Linked DNA regions of Homo sapiens: region 1 is linked to region 2. Evidence: read pairs that join two places in POLR2A ChIA-PET (ENCODE). Cell type or tissue: CD4-positive, alpha-beta T cell. All regions are shown on one strand.

What was found. ChIA-PET counts read pairs that join two places held together with the same protein. Peaks named below come from ENCODE experiments on the same cell type or tissue, not always from the same donor. Only the 100,000 strongest peaks of a DNase experiment are listed, where the experiment ranks them.
Region 1: POLR2A ChIA-PET joins it to region 2 with 7 read pairs; 2 of 35 experiments call an interaction of 5 or more read pairs at or near these places.

Annotation. Positions count from the first base shown.
Region 1 is chr6:105,491,482-105,493,981 of GRCh38, forward strand. No RefSeq gene overlaps it. Among named protein-coding and RNA genes, the nearest start is that of PREP, 90 kb to the left of the region's middle. In CD4-positive, alpha-beta T cell, no CTCF peak of the experiment used is centred here; no DNase peak of the experiment used is centred here.
Region 2 is chr6:106,102,719-106,105,218 of GRCh38, forward strand. It overlaps PRDM1 (PR/SET domain 1), which reads left to right. Exons shown (of 7, transcript NM_001198.4): 5 at 2,107-2,500. Among named protein-coding and RNA genes, the nearest start is that of PRDM1, 18 kb to the left of the region's middle. RefSeq lists an enhancer at 2,056-2,500. In CD4-positive, alpha-beta T cell, no CTCF peak of the experiment used is centred here; a DNase peak (open chromatin) is centred at 1,173; H3K4me3 peaks cover 1,495 bases; H3K27ac peaks cover 1,035 bases.

The DNA.
Region 1 (2,500 bases), 610 kb before region 2:
TTTTGTATGTGCAGTTACTGTGTGTGTGTGTGTATATATATATATATATATATATATTTTTTTTTTTTTTTTTTTTTCCTGATATATTTCCTATACCACTGGACATTTTTATTTCCAGGTCTTCATTTCAAGAGAAGATCTGAGGCAGGCAGTTTACCTGAGAGGCTTTTCCCTTCCTATCTGAATGTAAAAAAATTTCTGCAGGACCCTCAGATTTCTCTAGTTCTTAAAAACAAGGCCAAGAGGCTCATCTATTTGAAGGGATGGTTAGGCAGCTTGGGGTGCTTCAAGCCTCACCCACTGGTTCTTTGGTCTTATCTCCAGTGGTGACCCAGTTTATTACAGAAAGGAAACCTAGGTTGGCTCCATGACAGCCCCAGCAACCTAGAGGCTGGGGATGCTGAAGATCAGATGGATTTTGGTGTACATGTGCTGGTTTTGTCTTATACCTCTTTAGAAGCCTGAGTAGGCTGAGATGGTGAGCACTCAAGAACAGTCTGAGTTCTGGCAGAAAGCATCACCTTCATAACCACTACTAAAACATTTTTCCTCCCGCACAAAAGGTACACTTGTTTTTCTCTGGGAGCTGGTGATGTTGAGATGCTGCAAAGGGACACATTTTCTAGGCCCTTATTTGTGTTTTCTTGCTGTTTTCTTACATACTGTCTTAATTCATAGCCACAAAGCCATTGTACGTTGAATAAAATATAAAACCATAGCACTTTCCAATTCTATAAACAAATATATTCCTTTAATAATTGCCACACTTTAATGACTTCAACAGTGTAGATAGGTGGGTGAGTGGGTAAGAGTGGATTCCAATTGTACATAAATGGTTTTGAGTTCTTATAAAGGGATTATTTTTGTACTTGGTGCCTGTAGTGTCTCCACTAGGGCTTGAGTCTTACCAACTGATCAACTGTTTTTTCACTGGCCTTTGGGAAGATACCGTAGATGTGTCCTCTGCCCTCTGAGACTGCCAAAGGAGGATTAGGGGAATTACTGGCTGAAGCCATGGTTTCTGTATAGTTTTCATCAGTAAGAGATCTGTAGGATCTCCAGGCATGTGGACTATGGTAATATGAGGTGAGATGAAGGCCAACAAAGTTAGCAAAGCCAGGAAGTATGTCCTATAGGTCTTGATCCAGTCTACATTTTAGTTTATTCTGCAACCAGAACCTGTGTGTGGCTGAATGCAAGGTCTAGGATACATGACCCTGTCCGGGTGGGGGACAGTGAGGTCCTAAGACCCCTTGTAGAATACTGGAAAACAGTTGGTATGACCAACATGAAGATTTGGCTTTCCTGACAAATCCCCACATTCTGCACTTGACAGATGAATGCAAAGGTCTCTATTTCCAAGGAAAGCAAGCTAGGAGCATGTGATCCCTCAAGGCCACTTTGTGATTCACTGGGAAAACAAGATGAAATCATCCCATTTCCAACTATGGAACCAAGATGAGCCTAGGCATTTTTAAGCCATTGGCAGAGCTGTCTTCTTTATTTTCTTTGCCTGACCCCATCCAGCTCTGATACCTCTTGCCATACATAAGCTGGACATATTTAGCCCCCTAGAGAGAAAGGAACATTGGCTGGGACAAAGTCCCTACCCACCACACCCACCCTCCTTGGGCAGTCTTGTTATCTCTCCTTGGAGTGTGTGATTTAGTACCACATGACATTAAGATATGATAACCTGAACTCTCTATTACTTTGGGAAAGACTACTGAGAAAAAAAAAAAAAAAGCTTGTTGGAATAGCTCTGTTGATTATAGCTGTGTGGGGTTATCTTGGAAGAGGATGGAAAATAACCCAGAGCCAAGACTTGTTTTGGATGGCTAAAGTGAAGTCAAAAATAGATGAAGATCCACCCACATGTTAAGAAAATCCTTAAAGTCCTGACACCCAGCAAGGCTGTACTAAGCAGTTATCACCTACTTTTTGTTTTCTGCTTCATCAGCTCTCTAATCCTGCAAGTTTCATTATTAGGATTTCCTGCTATACTTTTAGTTTTCAGTTACAGATTGACTGGGGACTGCCAGTATGTCTGGCCTACTGATGTTTGCTGGTAGATTATCCTTGTAAGAGTTACTATTGTAAGGGAGCATTTTTTAAAAAGTAAGGAAGAGTGGCAATTCAAATAAATTCCACTGCCTCACTGCTTGCCATGGTCTGACAACTATGAATACAACAGAAAGGCTCTTTTGAAACAAACTTTCTTGTTAAAAAAAAAAAAATTTGCAAATGAAACAAAGAAGCCAACAAAACAAAACAAAGCAAAACAAAAAAACACAACACCCCATGGTTGAATTTACCAACCTGAAGAGTTCAGACGTTGCCCAAGTCAGGGACTGGTAATTGACATCCAGTTCAGGGGTTCATTTTCCCTTTTCTCAAGATTGAATGGAACTCTCTTTTTAAAGACTTATAATTTACTGTCTAAAATTGGAACGGTGACAAATTCAAAGCAGGGTAAAAGGAAGTCTCCAAAACAATAGCA
Region 2 (2,500 bases):
AGAACCAAGGGAGTGTGGAAGCCACTGGAAAAAATATGAGACTTAGATACATAATTTGAGTAAAAATGGCTCAAAGTCATGAGGGTAAAGTTTTTTGTATTTCCATTTTATTCGAGCGGCATCGTTTTTAAAAATCATTATGAATTTGACCCTATATAGATGTTTCCAAATAATTCTTTTTCACCTTCATAAAATTCCTTCCTGTGGCTGTGAGATGCCTTGCCTATCAGTTTTCAAGCTTAGTTGTCTTTCTCATCCTTTACCATTTTAGCTTTAAAAAACAAAAGTGACAATTAGAACTTCCTGCCTGCTGGGCCTCACTGAAAGACCGATATTGGCCTGATAAGGAGATATTTATTTTGTTTTAGTGGCTTCAGAAATCCCTCTCCCTCAGCAAGCTTTCCATCACGGCCCCCCCGTCAGCATCTTCCCTGATAGCGTTCTTCTCTGTGTTTATTCTGGGGCTTCAGGCTCGCCCAGGAGGAACTGATAACCGCTGGCAGGAGATAACATTCTCTAAGGGGCTCTCAAATTGGAATCGAATCCCTCAAGCCAGTCAGCCTAGAGAATACATTTAAAGGGTTCAGTTCTGGAGTTTCACAGAGTTCATTTCTAGACCTATCAGATAGCAAGTGTGGAGTTCTTTCTCAACTAAATTCAAGCAGAGACATTTTTTAGACGATGAAGGATATTTGCACAAAGGCTTCAGCATGATCCCCCAAACCTGCTGCCTCTGAAGGCATCTCCACACATTGACAGCCAATGCCTTCAGTGCGTTCCTAGGGCAGGTGTCCTGGCTTGAGTGACTGTCCTCCAATAATCAGAGCTCAAACTAAACATCGTATGTTTTACTTTTGGTTTCCAGGCAAGGCTGAGCAGGGAATTTTCAGTTTTCCCTGCCCAGATGGGTGTTTTTTCCTGAAGGCATCATTTATTGTGTAGCGAGGAGACAGGGCTGGCTGTGGCAGGGATAGTCTAGAACTGTCCTCATTGCTGCTGTTCCTAAATAGTATCTTTACCAAGTAATAACGTGCCGTCTTTGGGAATAAGTGCTTTCCTCTTAGCCTGTTCTGTTTTCTTGGGTGCGCTAAGTAATTGAACTGGCTCAGGAAGTACCTATTGTGGTTTGGCAGAGGTGACTGTCACGCCTTGTGACTCCAGGGGCCAGCACTGCTGGGATCCTGGCTAGACCAGACAGAGCCTTGGTGAAGTGCTTAGGCTGTCTGCACATCGCGAGGAAGGTGGTATTCACTTCGCTAAGCTCCTTGGCATAGGCAGTTTGAACAGGGCTTTATCAAATTCGTATTCAACAAGAGTAGAAGCGAAAATTGATGACTGTGTATTACTTGAAATGAGTCTTAATCTTTCACATTTAGTTCTCAGGGTATGCTGATTTCCTTTAGGTAAACCATGAACATCAGAAAGACTTTTATTAACCTATGACAGGGTCCCCACCCCAGTATTTTTCCACTCCATTAAAATGGAAGTTTTTTTTTTTTTTTTCTTTTTTGAGACAGAGTTTTGCTCTTGTTGCCCAGTCTGGAGTGCAATGGCACAATCTCGGCTCACCACAACCTCCACCTCCCAGATTCAAGCGATTCTTCTGCCTCAGCCTCCCAAGTAGCTGGGATTACAGGTGTGCGCCACCACGCCCAGCTAATTTTGTATTTTTAGTAGAGATGGGGTTTCTCCATGTTGGTCAGGCTGGTCTCGAACTTCCGACCTCAGGTGATCCGCCCACCTCGGCCTCCCAAAGTGCTGGGATTACAGGCAAGAGCCACTGCATCCAGCTTAGGCTATCTTACTCCAGCCTAAACAGCAATTTTCTATCATAAGGTCTGTACTAATGAAAACAGAATCACCCAAGGCTGCTGTTTGTTCTGTCTGTGCTGCCATTGTCCGCATTTTGCTGAGGAGGAAACGGAACTGCACTTTTGAGTGAGTGGCCCAGAGCCTTCTAGAATGAGAGTGCGTTGGAAGCCAGATATGTGGCGATTGTGTCGCCAGCTGTTACTCAGGTTTTCTCAAGAAGGAGGAGCAACTTTGGCAGTTTTGCTTCAGTTCTCTCTAGCCCTCTGTGTAATCGCCCCTTTTTCTTTATTTCAGCACAAACACAGAGCAGTCTAAAGCAACCGAGCACTGAGAAAAATGAACTCTGCCCAAAGAATGTCCCAAAGAGAGAGTACAGCGTGAAAGAAATCCTAAAATTGGACTCCAACCCCTCCAAAGGAAAGGACCTCTACCGTTCTAACATTTCACCCCTCACATCAGAAAAGGACCTCGATGACTTTAGAAGACGTGGGAGCCCCGAAATGCCCTTCTACCCTCGGGTCGTTTACCCCATCCGGGCCCCTCTGCCAGAAGACTTTTTGAAAGCTTCCCTGGCCTACGGGATCGAGAGACCCACGTACATCACTCGCTCCCCCATTCCATCCTCCACCACTCCAAGCCCCTCTGCAAGAAGCAGCCCCGACCAAAGCCTCAAGAGCTCCAGCCCTCA